2 separate regions of the Homo sapiens genome follow, and region 1 is linked to region 2. A link is an interaction called in ENCODE POLR2A ChIA-PET data of the cell type or tissue named here. Cell type or tissue: B cell. All regions are shown on one strand. Links, peaks and the distances in the headings refer to the core of each region. The heading gives the core; the rest is flanking DNA.

Region 1 (6,640 bases), core at 1,005-6,004, 75 kb before region 2:
TGTCGGAAGGGAAATAGTGCATACAGTGGGTAACAAGGGAAGTCATTTAGCCAGTTGGGAACAAACCATCTTGTAAAAGTGACCATGAGGAATAACCGATGGAAATTTTTGTATAGTGCTTTTTCAGTATAAAGTTCGAAGTAACTTTCAATAGTTGAGTTTATAGGTTTTGTTTGTTCTTGCTCATGCTGACTAAATTAGAAGAGTCACCTCATCCCGCTTTTAAAAAGGGTCTTTTAGATTTTAGAGTAGATAGTCTGTGAGTAAGTCATGCCCAAGAAGCTTACTGTAATACCACTTTTCCCTCTCTAAGCATCTTAGTCTTAAGACAGTTTAAGCTGAGTGTGGTGGCTTATGGAGGATCACTTGAGGCCAGGAGTTCAAGATCAGCTTGGGCAACATAGCAAGACTCTGTCTCTATAAAAAATAAAAAAAAATTAGCTGGGTGTCATGGCACGAGCTGGTAGTCTCAGCTACTCAAGAGATTGAGGCAAGAGGATTGCTTGAGCCCAGGAGTTTGAGGCTGCAGTGAGATCTGATCATGCCACTACACTCCAGCCTGAGTGACAGGGCAAGATGTCTTTGAAACCAACCAACCAACCAACAGAAGAAATAAATGACAGTTTAATAAATATTTCAGGCCGGGCACTGTGGCTCACGCCTGTATTCCCAGCACTTTGGGAGGCCAAGGCGGGTGGATCATGAGGTCAGGAGATTGAGACCATCCTGGCCAATGTAGTGAAACCCCGGCTCTACTAAAAAGATAAAAATTGGCCGGGCGCGGTGGCTCACGCCTGTAATCCCAGCACTTTGGGAGGCCGAGGCGGGTGGATCATGAGGTCAAGAGATTGAGACCATCCTGGCTAACAAGGTGAAACCCCGTCTCTACTAAAAATACAAAAAATTACCCGGGCGCGGTGGCGGGCGCCTGTAGTCCCAGCTACTCGGGAGGCTGAGGCAGGAGAATGGCGTGAACCCGGGAAGCGGAGCTTGCAGTGAGCCGAGATTGCGCCACTGCAGTCCGCAGTCCGGCCTGGGCGACAGAGCGAGACTCCGTCTCAAAAAAAAAAAAAAAAAAAAAAAAAAAGATAAAAATTAGCTGGACGTGGTGGTGTTTTTGAGACAGTGCCTCACTCTATTGCCCAGGTTGGAGTGCCGTGGTGTGATCATGGCTCACTGCAGTACCAACTACCCAGGCTTTAAGTGATCCTCCCACCTCAGCCTCCTAAGTAGCTGAGACCACAGGCACACACCACCATGCCTGGCTAATTTTTAAAAAACTATCTGTAGAGACAGGATTTTGCCATATTGCCCAGTCTGGTCTTGAGCTCCTGGGCTCAAGTGATCCTCTGGCCTCGGCCCCCCAAAGTGCTGGGATTACAGGCATGAGCCAACATACATGACCTTAAAGTGGTTTCACAGAAGTTCTACCTAGCAACTTCATTAGCCCTTTGCTGCAAGGTAATTAGGCTGCCCAGAATAAAACTGGACTTTACTGAGGGAGTGGTGATTCTGGGAAAGCCACCTGCAGTCTCTACCACATCATATAACAATAAAAGGTTTAGTTTACCAGGAAGATACTAGAATTCTGTTACTTATACCAGATAATACAGGTTCAACATACATAAACCTACATAACAACTACAAGGAGAAATTTATAAATTCACCATTATATTAGAATAGATGTTTTTGACATTAAAACAATACTTCCTGCCAGCAGAGATGTGCTAAAGAAAAAAAAATCATTAAAACAACACAACAAGACAGAGCTATTGGGTGAATATAGAACATTGTACTCAAGTTTTAAAGAATTAGTTTCATACAGTTACTACTATTTGCAGATATAGTTACTTTGTGGAATCCAAAATTTCTGTAATGCGAGAGGTAACAACCTTCAAAGTAGCCCTGAAAATCTCAACAAATTCAAAGAATATGTATTCTATAGACCAAACCTTCGATGACAGTGCAAACTAAATTAGGACTCAGTTTTTTAAAAAAATGACCTTTAAAAATGTTTGGAAATTTAAAAGAACACATCTAAATAACTCTTGAGGTTACAAAAGAAATAATGATAGAGGTTTACCAATGCATAACACTGAATGTTAATTAAAAAAACAACATCAAAATTGATGGATGCAACTTAGTGGTTCTTGGGCATAGCATATAGTCAAGTTTCATAAATACTCTGTGAGAGTTTGAAAAGACCATTCTCTAGTTGAGGGCAGTGGTATTAATAGAGGAAAAGAGCCTCAGAAATTGAGAACTGTCAGTCACTCCTCTTGATTTAATATTCGTATTTAAGGCCTTGTGCAATTTGTCCTCTGACAGTTGTCAGTGGGCACTACTGCTCCTCCTGTTTCTTTTGCTTTAATCTTAATTACATAATTAAAGTTCTCTTATTAGACACTAGTGGTTCTAAAATGTTAGCATGTATTGGAATTTTCTGGAGGGTTTGTTAAAACACAGATTGCTGGCTGGGCTCATGTCTGTAATCCCAGCACTTTGGGAGGCCGAGGCGGGTGGATCACCTGAGGTCAGGAGTTTGAGACCAGCTGGGCCAACATGGCGAATCCCTGTCTCTACTAAAAATACAGAAATTAGCCGGGCGTGGTGGTGGGTGCCTGTAATCCCAGCTACTTGGGAGGCTGAGGCAGGAGAATCGCTTGAACCTGGGAGGCAGAGGTTGCAGTGAGCGGAGATTGTGCCACTGCACTCCCCCTTGGGCGAGAGAGTGAGACTCTACCTCAAAACAACAACAACAATAACAACAAAAAACAAAAAAACACAGATTGCTGGTCCTCACCCCCTGAATTTCTGATTCAGCTCATCTGGGGTAGGGCCTCCAAATTTCCATTTTCAGCAGATTTGCAGATGATGTTCATGCTGGTGACCTAGGGACAATGCTTTGAGAATCACTGTACTAGAGATTACATTCACTTGACTGTATCCCTTGTAACTGCTAATTCTTTTCCTGTAGCCCCTTTTCTCTCCTCCTTAACTTTTTCCCTTCAGAATCCTGCACTTTAACTCTCCCCTTTTCTTGGAAGTACTTTTTTTTTGAGATGGAGTTTCGCTCTTGTTGCCCAGGCTGTAGTGCAGTGGCGTGATCTTGGCTCACTGCTATCTCCACCTCCTGGGTCCAAGCCATTCTTCTGCCTCAGCCTCTCAAGTAGCTGTGATTACAGGCATGCAGCACCATCCTTGGCTAATTTTGTATTTTTAGTAGAGACGGGGTTTCACCATGTTGGTCAGGCTGGTCTCGAACTCCCAACTTCAGGTGATCCACCAGCTTCCACCTCCCAAAGTGCTGGGATTACAGGTGTAAGCTATCGCGCCCGGCCAGAAGTGTTTTTTTTTTTTTTTTTTTTTTTTTTTTGAGACCGAGTTTCACTCTTGTTGCCCAGGCTGGAGTGCAGTGGCACGATCTCAGCTCACCACAACCTGCACCTCCTAGGTTCAAGCGATTCTCCTGCCTCAGCTTCCTGCGTAGCTGGGATTATAGACATGTACCACCACACCCAGCTAATTTTGTATTTTTAGTAGAGATGGGAGTTTCTCTGTGTTGGTCAGGCTAGTCTCGAACTCCTGACCTCAGGTGATCTGCCTGTCTTGGCCTCCCAATGTGCTGGGATTACAGGTGTGAGCCACCGCGCCGGGCTCAAGTGTTTTTAACCATCAAGTTGTTAGATGTCCCATGCCTATGCTTACTTAGAAAATGGTTCTTGCACATCTATAGAAGTCCTAATCTTGCTATCATACTAAATATCACTTCACATCCATTAAGATAGCTATTAAAATACACACACAGAAAGTAAAAAAGTAGTGAGGATGTGGAGAAATTGGAACTCTATTTATTGCTGGTGGGAATATAAAATGCCGCAGCCATTGTGGAAAACAGCTTGGCAGTTTCTCGAAAGGTTACACATAGGACTACCATATAGACCCAGCAGTCCTCTCTTAGGCATATATCTAAAAGAATCAAAAACAGGGTTTGAAACAGATGTTTGTACAGTACCTTTATAACAGCATTCATAATAGCCAACCAAGCGCCTGTTGACAGATGAGTGCATAAACAATATGTAGTATATACATACAAAGGAAGGAAATTCTGACACATGCTATGACGTGGGTAAACTTTGAAAACATGCTTAGTATAATAAGTCAGACACAGGACAAATATTGCATGATTTCACTTATGAGCTACCTAGGATAGACAAATTCAAAGACAAAGTAGAATAGAGGTTATCAGGGGCTGATGGGGCAGAGAAAAGCAGAGCTATTGTTTAATGGGTACAGAATTAATGTTGAGGATAATGAGAATATTTTGGGTATAGATACTGGAGACTGTTACACAATATTGTGAGTGTGTTTTCATGCCACTGAATTGTACATTTACAAAAGGTTAAATTATAAATATTATATATATTTTATCACAGTAAAAAACAAAGCCAGGTGGGTTCACATCTGTAATCCCAGAGCTTTGGGAAGCTGAGGTGGGAGGATTACTTGAGGCTAAGAGTTTGAGACCGGCCTAGGCAACATAATGAGACCCATTCTACAAAAAATAAAATAGGCATGGTGGTACCTGTAGTCCTAGCTGTTCGGGAGGCTGAAGTGGTAGAATAGCTTGAACCCAGGAGTTCGAGGCTGCAGTGAGCTATCATGGTACGACTGCATTTCAGCCTGGGTGGCAGAGCAAGATTCTGTCTCTTAAAACAGACAAAAATGTTAGTATATTACTGGAAAAACTTATTAGAAGTCTTTTTTGGTGATGAAGTTTCACTCTCATTTTTTTGTCATATGTTTCTATGAGTTCTGCTTGCTTTTGTTTTTTTGTTTTGTTTTGTTTGAGACGGAGTCTCGCTCTGTTGCCCAGGCTGGCATACAGTGGCAAGATCTCAGCTCACAGCAACCTCCACCTCCCAGGTTCAAGCGATTCTCCTGCCTCAGCCTCCTGAGTAGCTGGGATTACAGGTGCCTGCCACTGCGCCTGGATAATTTTTGTATTTTTAGTAGAGATGGGGTTTCACCATGTTGGCCAGGCTGGTCTTGAACTCCTGACCTCAGGTGATTTACCCGTCTTGGCCTCCTGAAGTGCTGGGATTACAGGTGTGAGCCACTGCGCCCGGCCGAGTTCTGCTTTTTTCAAAATAACAAGCATGTGTTTCTGAATCAGAAAAAAGTAAATAATACGTTAAAAAGACATATGTGAATATTTATAAAATATGTTTATGTGAAGGATTTTCTGTAATGTAAATCTCACTAGTGAAAATTTTTATATTACTTGAGTAGATGATTTTTCCATAGAATCGTGACTAAAACTGAGTTTTCCATGAACTGTTACTAACCTGTAAACTTCCTCTCTAATGAAAGTTATATTTTCCTTGGTTATAGATGCTTTCTAGTTTGTTATATCTATGTCAGTTATTTTGAATCTCTTACATTTTCAGATCAAAAATTAATTATTATTGTTATTTTTTTGTTTGAGATGGAGTCTTTCTAAGTTGCCCAGGCTGGTCATGAACTCCTGGGCTCAAAGTGATCCTCCCACCTCAGTCTCTTGAGTAGCTGGGATTATAGGCACATAGCACAGGACCTGCCAAAATTATTATTTAAATTTATCAATTAAGCATGTTCAGTGACATAGGTAAGTATTGAGTGCAGGTAGCATTTATGCTGACTTCAGTAGAATTCCTGGGCTTTAAAACAAATAAGAAAGGAAGAAAGGAAGTATGTAGAGTGTGGCTTATACACTTTGAGGACATTGTGGTTTTGCTTTGTAATTTTCTTGTGAATAGAATAAGGAGTGAAATGAGAGAGATCGAATCTAGTTAATCAAGATAATTTGTCAAGTAAATTTCAGTTACTTGAAAACAGTCAATTCAATTTTACATTTGTTTACTCTGTTTTGGGCATGGTGCTTTGAACGGTTTAGGTACGTAAGTCAGAGAGCAGTCCCTAGTCGCATAGAGTTCCATAGAATAGTTTGGTAGGCAGATAGGTAAAAAATAGCCACATAAATCGATAGATGGATATATGAATTAAGATGAATATTATTCATTCATGCTCCATAAATTTATTGAGCAACTGTTATACTATGTGTTAGGCCTAGTGTAGGTACTGGGGGTATAGTGACAAACAGGAAATATTTGTGCTTGCATTGAAAAAGATTACTGGGATGTTGCAGGTAAATTTTATTTTCTCCTTATTCTTAGGTTTTTGAAATGAAATGACTAGGACAATACAGGAACAACAGCAAGAATTTGTTGACTTTCATCCTTAGAGAACTCAAGTGAGGATGTAGCTTGTATGACAGTCTAGTATTTTCTTGATCAACAGAAAAGGTTGAAATTCTAATTGTTTCCATCAACATTAGAATGATTCTTTACTACTAAGCTTGTGATAGGGTTTTTAAAAAATAATAATTGTTAAAGTTGGTTATTAAAGCTTAAAATTCAAATCATCAATCACAAAGTAAATATTCATGAAAGAAATATACTGATTCTTTAGGAGGTAGATAGTGATGAGGCAGTTAATGGAAAAATCAAGTCAGTAATTTCTTGGGACAATCATCAAGGCTGCCTTTTTGTGTTTCTATAGGCAGTCATGGTGACTGACTTTGTTACCAAAGTGCAGTTAT
Region 2 (6,640 bases), core at 682-5,681:
GATTCTCCTGCCTCAGCCTCCCAAGTAACTGGGATTACAGGCGTGCACCACCACGCCCAGCTAAATTTTTGTATTTTTAGTAGAGGTGGGGTTTCGCCATGTTGGCCAGGCTGGTCTTGAACTCCTGTCCTCAAGTGATCCACCCACCTCGGCCTCCCAAATGCTAGGATGAGAGGCATGAGCCTGCTTTGCTTTTGAGGTCCCATCCAAAACATCTTTGCCTAGAGAATGTCATGAAGCATTTCCCTTGTGTTTTATTCTAGTAGTTTTATAGTTTTGGGTCTTACATTTAAGTCTTTAATTCATTTTGAGTTGATTTTTGCATAAGGTGAGAGATAAGGGTCTACTTTCTTCCTTCTATGTGTGAATATCCAGTTTTCCTAGTACCATTTATTGAAGAGACTGTTTTCCCCAGTGTATATTCTTGGCATCTTTGTCGAAAATCAGTTACCTGTAAATGTGGAGATTTATTTCTGAGTTCTCTATTCTGTTTCACTTGTGTGTTTTTATGCCAGTGCCATGCTGCTTTGGTTACTATAGTTTTCTAGGAGATTTTTGCATTGGGTAGAGTGATTCTTTTGGCTTTGTTCTTTTTGCCCAAGATTATTTTGGCTATTTGGAATCTTTTGTGGTTCCATATGAATTTTAGGATTTTTTTTTCTCTTTCTGTGTTGAATGTCATTGGTATTTTGATAGAGATTGCATTGAATCTTGTAGATCGCTTTGGGTGGAATGGACATTGTAACAATATTCTTCCGATTTTTTATTTTTATTTTTTTTAAGAGACAAGGTCAGGGGCTGGGTGTGGTGGCTTGTTCCTGTAATCCCAGCACTTTGGGAGGCCAAGGCGGGTGGATCACGAGGTCAGTGGATCATGAGGTCAGGAGATCTAGATCATCCTGGCCAATATGGTGAAACCCTGTCTCTACTAAAAATTCAAAAATTAGCAGGGTGTGGTCCTCATGCCTATAGTCCCAGCTACTCAGGAGGCTGAGGCAGGAGAATTGCTTGAACCCGGTAGGCAGAGTTTGCATTGAGCCGAGATCGTGTCGCTGCACTGCAGCCTGGCAACAGAGCGAGACTCTGTCTCCAAAAAAAAAAAAGAGACAAGGTCTTGTTTTGTCACCTCGGCTGGAGTGTAGTGACATGATCTCAAAGATCCTAGACTCAAACATTCTTCCCATCTCAGTCTACCTACTAGCTAGGATTATAGGCACTTACCCCTACACCTGGCTAATTAAAAATTTTTTTTTGCAGATGCAGTGTCTCATATGTTGCTTAGCTGCTCTCAAACTCCTGGCCTGAAATGATCCTCCTGCCTTGGCCTCCTGCTAAAGTGCTGGCAGTAATAGGCATAAGCCACTGTGACTGGCCAATTTTCTTCCAATGGATATATTTCATTTTTGGTGTGTGTGTTCTTCAGTTTCTTTTGTTGGTATTTTATAGTTTCCCTTGTAGAGATCATTCACCCCTTTGGTTGAATTTATTCCTAGGTTTTTTTTTTTTTTTAAAGCTATTGTAAATGGGATTGTCTTCTGTATTAGTCTGTTCTCATGCCAGTAATAAAGACATACCCAAGACTGGCTAATTTATAAAGGAAAGAGGTTTAATTGATTCATAGTTCCACATAGCTGGGAGGCCTCACAATCATGGCAGAAAGCAAAGGAGGAGCAAAGTCACATCTTACATGGCAGCAGGCAAAGAGAGCATGTGCAAGGGAACTCCCCTTTATAAAACCATCAGATCTTGTGAGACTTATTCACTATCATGAGAACAGCATGTGAAAAACCCACCCCATGATTCAGTTACCTCCCTCTGGGTCTCTCCCACTATACATGGGACTTATGGGAGCTATGATTCAAGATGAGATTTGGGTGGGGACACAGCCAAACCATATTTCCTCCCACACACTGTGTGCTCCGATTATATTCTCAATTTCTTTTTCCACTGGTTTGTTTTTGGCATTAGAAATGCTACTAATTTTTGTATGTTAATTTTGTATCCTGTAACTTTACTGAATTCATTTATTCTAATAGTTTTTTGGTGGAGTCTTTGGGATTTTCTATATATATGATTATGTGGTCTGCAAACAGGAACAGTTTGATTTCCTCCTTTCCTATTTGGATGCCCTTTCTTTTGCCTCATTGGTCTGGATAGGGCTTTGAATACTATGTTGTATAAAATTGGTGAAAGTGGGCATCCTTGTCTTGTTCTAGTCTTTTGAGGAAAAGCTTTTAATTTTTCCCCATTCAGTCTGATATTAGCTGTGAGTTTGTCATATATGGCCTTTATTATGTTGAAATGTGTTCCTTTTATGCCTAATTTATTGAGAGTTTTTATCATGAAGGGATGTTGAATTTTATCAAATGTCTTTTCTGTGTCTGTTGAGATGATCATATGGTTTTTGTCTTTCATTCTGTTCATGTGACGTGTCACGTGTATTGATATGCATATATTCAAGCATCCTTAACATCCCCGGGATACATCCCATGTGATCATGGTGAATCATCTTTTAGTGTGTTGTTGGATTTAGTTTGTTAGTATTTTGTTGACGATTTGTGCCTCTGTTTTCATCAGGGATATTGGCCTGTAGTTTTATTTTGTTTTATCCTGGCCTGGTTTTGGTATCAGTGTAATGCTGGACTCAGAATAAGTTTAGAAGTATTATTCCCCTCCTCTTTGGTTTTTTGAAATAGTTTGAAAAGAATTTATATTTTTTCTTTCAATGTTGGATAGAATTCAGCAGTGAAGCCATCAGGTCCTGGGCTTTTTCTTTGCTGGGGGAGTCTTTATCATTGCTTCCATCTTATTACTTGTTATTCTCTTCAGGTTTTCTATTTCTTCTGACTCAATCTTGGTAGGTTGTATGTATGTTTCCAGGAACTATTCCATTTCTTCAGATTTTTAAACATTTGTTCTCATATAGTTGTCAGATTAATATTGTAAAAATACAACTTTCACCATTTGCTTTTCCCCTTCGTTCACAGCAAACCGAAGAATGAAGTTAAAACTCCTATATTTGCATTTAGGATTATCTATAATCTTATTCTAAACTAGCCTTTCTTTTTTATCACCCAAGAACTTTCTCACAAGAACTTTCTACATATATCAAGTCAAGTTGTTCACTTTAGCATCTCTTACCTACTGAATGTCAGATACTATGTTTGTTTCTAGGGATAAAAAGATGAATTAAACGTTACTGTCCTCTGGAAATTTACTGCCGAGTGGAAGTAAAAAATATATGCATAAATAATTATAGGTAGAAGTTTATGAAATTGGGTGCTGGCTTAGTCTTAAGACTAGAAAGTATATTTAGAAAAGGGCTTTTTTTTTTTTTTTTTTTTTTTTTGGTAAACAAAAAGGCATAAAACCACAAGGAACCAAAAAAATGGAAGAGAAAGTGAAAACAGACTGAGAAATGTTAACAAAATTTTGGAAGCTGAAACACAGATGGTTAGGTGGTAACTGACTTAGCACTCCAGACAAGGCTGAGTGCCTGAAGGGGCAGGCCGGTTAATGCTATAAAATATACCAGATAGGCTTAGGAATTGGAGACACTAGGAACTTCACAAAGGTGGGATGCAGAAGGGGCTAAAAATGGAAAATTTAGTTGAAAGTCAACTGCACTGTGAAAAGCGGCTGCCCAGCTAAATGCAGGAAAAATAAGGAAAAGGTTGCACACTGAGCCTGGGAGCGGTGGCTCAAACCTGTAATCCCAGCACTTTGGGAGGCCAAGGCAGGCGGATCATGAAGTCAAGAGATCGAGCCCATCCTGGCCAACATGGCGAAACCCCGTCTCTACTAAAGATACAAAAACTAGTTGGTCATGTTGGCGCGCACCTGTAATCCTAGCCGCTCCAGAGGCTGAGGCAGGAGAATCGCTTGAACCATGGAGGCAAAGGTTGCAATGAGCTGAGATCATGCCACTGCGCTCCAGCATGGGCAACAGAGCGAGACTCTGTCTCAAAAAAAAGAAAAAAGAAAAAGGTTGCACACTGAATGATGAGACTCCTCAAGACTTCTTGTGGAAGAAACAAATATGTAAGTGCCCAGGATTTCTTTGAACTCTTGCTTTTTTTTTTTTTTTTTTTTGAGATGGCGTTTTGCTCTTGTTGCCCAGGCTGGAGTGCAGTCGTGTGATCTCCGCTCACTGCAACCTCTGCCTCCTGGGTTCAAGCTATTCTCCTGTCTCAGCCTCCCAATTAGGTGAGATTACAGGCATGCACCACCACACCTGGCTAATTTTGTATTTTTAGTAGAGACGGGGGTTTCTCCATGTTGGTCAGGCTGGTCTCGAATTCCTGACCTCAGGTGATCCACCCACCTTGGTCTCCCAAAGTGCTGGGATTACAGGCGTGAGCCATTGCGCCTGACTGCATCTTTTTCTTCAAAAGAAATCTATGCACAATTTCTATAATATAGTAGGTTTGTTTTTATGTAAATAAAAAGACTTTATCCAAATCTTCAAATGAAAATTAGGATCCAAGAAAAGTGTATCTTACTTGTCCTGTAGCTTAGTGCACAAAGGCCTTGGCACACTTCCAAGTACCCACAGGTACATACCTCAGAGTGGGGACCTGGCATTGGATATTATTCATAACCTGTCCTTAGCTTAGTGGATGTTTATGGCTTTTCTTCTGTTTCTTCCCACACACTATGTGCTCCGATTATATGGGTCTACCCACAGTATATCACATCCTGTGCATTTTCTATCATTTATCCATATCATTGTTCAAATTAGTATTTTTTAAAAATAGAAAATGCCTTTTATTCTCTCCTCTGTTCATCCGTCAGGACTCACTTCAAGTGCTGCTTGTGCCCAAATTCACTACCCTCCGTATCCAAGCTCTTCTACTGACTCATTTGTATTTCTGTTTTAACACTCACTATATCATGTGATTTATTTGACACACTTTTGAGCCACCACATACAAGACCTTGTGTGAGGAGCTAGAATACAGTCTATGAAGGGTGAGAACTGAGGTTGCTCATCTTAGATGTCTGGTATCTGTGTAGATGGGCATTAAATATTCACATGCTTTTCCCTACTTCTGTTCTCTTATTTTTCTAGTTAATCTTGTACTACCTCACAATGCTCATGCAAAATCACAGATCTTATCAGGTCATAAAACCTTTCATTTTAAACTTTAAGATAGCATTGATGTTCTGCAATTATACAGGAAGTAGGAACAGGGAAAAATGGTATTAATGGCTTTTTTTTTTTTTTTTTTGAGACGGAGTCTTGCTCTGTTGCCCAGGCTGGAGTGCAATGGTGCGATCTCGGCTCACTGCAACCTCTGCCTCCCAGGTCAAGCGATTCTCCTGCCTCAGCCTCCTGAGTAGCTGGGATTACAGGTGCACACTACCACGCCTGCCTAATTTTTGTATTTTTAGTAGAGACAGGGTTTCACCATGTTGGTCAGACTGGTCTCCAACTCCTGACCTCTTGAGCCACCTGCCTCGCCCTCCCCAAGTGCTGGGATTACAAGTGTGAGCTGTAATTAAGTTCTTAGGGTTAAGCCTGTGCTAAAATTAGTTGGTTTTGTTTTGTTTTTTGTTGTTGTTGTTTTTGAGACAGAGTTTTGTTCCTCTCTCCCATGCTGGAGTGCAATGGCATGATCTCAGCTCACCACAACCTCTGCCTCCCAGGTTCAAGTGATTCTGTTGCCTCAGTCTGCTGAGTAGCTGGGATTACAGGTGCCCACCACTACCCCCAACTAATTTTTGTATTTTTAGTAGAGACAGAGTTTCACCATGTTGGCCAGGCTGTTCTCGAACTCCTGACCTCAGGTGATCCACCCACCTCAGCCTCCCAAAGTGCTGGGATTACAGGCATGAGCCACTGCACCTGGCCCTAAAACTAGTTTTAAGTCACAGTAACAATGCTCATTTCATTTCAGGAAGAGCTGTCCTGAAAAATCTTTGCGCAGAGTCACATCTGGTGTGCAAGAAGTCCTGGGCCAAATTAAAGTTTTAATCGGCCTGGGAATTGGCTGTTTGTTACTGCCTCATCTGTTCCTCTCTTACTTATTACTATCCTTTTTATAATTTCATGAAATATATTTTAAAATGGCTTTGGTGGGAACATTAATAAGAAACATAAAGTAACCTTTAGAAGGTTAATGCAAACACTATATATATGAGAGAAATGCCTATTTTTGACTTGTGCTCCCCTAAAAAAGAAGTTATTCATCTTATGGTTTCTGAGGTGTTTGACCTAAGAAACCAACCTGTTAGTCTTCTTTTTATCTTACTTGCAGACAAAAATTATTCCTAAATTAGTGTACTCTTTGACACGTAAAGGTACTCGCAATCTGATGGCAGTATGAAAAGTTTAATGATGTAGTTATATTGCAGAGGGCCTTCTGTTGTCTAGAGGTTTGTAAATGAGAATTTGTATTGTAAGCAGCTTTTTTTGTTTGTTTGTTTATTTATGAGATGGAGTCTCACTCTGTTGCCCAGGCTGGAGTACAGTGGTGTAATCTTGGCTTACTGTAGCCTACACCTCCTGGGTTCAAGCGATTTTCCCACCTCAGCCTCCCAAGTAGCTGAGATTACAAGTATTCACCACCACCCCCGGCTAATTTTTGTATTTTTAGTAGAGACAGGGTTTCACCATGTTGGCCAGGCTGGTCTTGAAC

The links. ChIA-PET counts read pairs that join two places held together with the same protein. Peaks named below come from ENCODE experiments on the same cell type or tissue, not always from the same donor. Only the 100,000 strongest peaks of a DNase experiment are listed, where the experiment ranks them.
Region 1: POLR2A ChIA-PET joins it to region 2 with 8 read pairs; 5 of 35 experiments call an interaction of 5 or more read pairs at or near these places.

Annotation. Positions count from the first base shown.
Region 1 is chr15:64,335,437-64,342,076 of GRCh38, reverse strand. The region is part of intron 1 of CSNK1G1 (casein kinase 1 gamma 1); the gene reads left to right. Among named protein-coding and RNA genes, the nearest start is that of CSNK1G1, 17 kb to the left of the region's middle. In B cell, for the core only: no CTCF peak of the experiment used is centred there; no DNase peak of the experiment used is centred there.
Region 2 is chr15:64,260,532-64,267,171 of GRCh38, reverse strand. All of the region lies in intron 2 of CSNK1G1 (casein kinase 1 gamma 1), which reads left to right. Among named protein-coding and RNA genes, the nearest start is that of CSNK1G1, 92 kb to the left of the region's middle. In B cell, for the core only: no CTCF peak of the experiment used is centred there; a DNase peak (open chromatin) is centred at 3,431.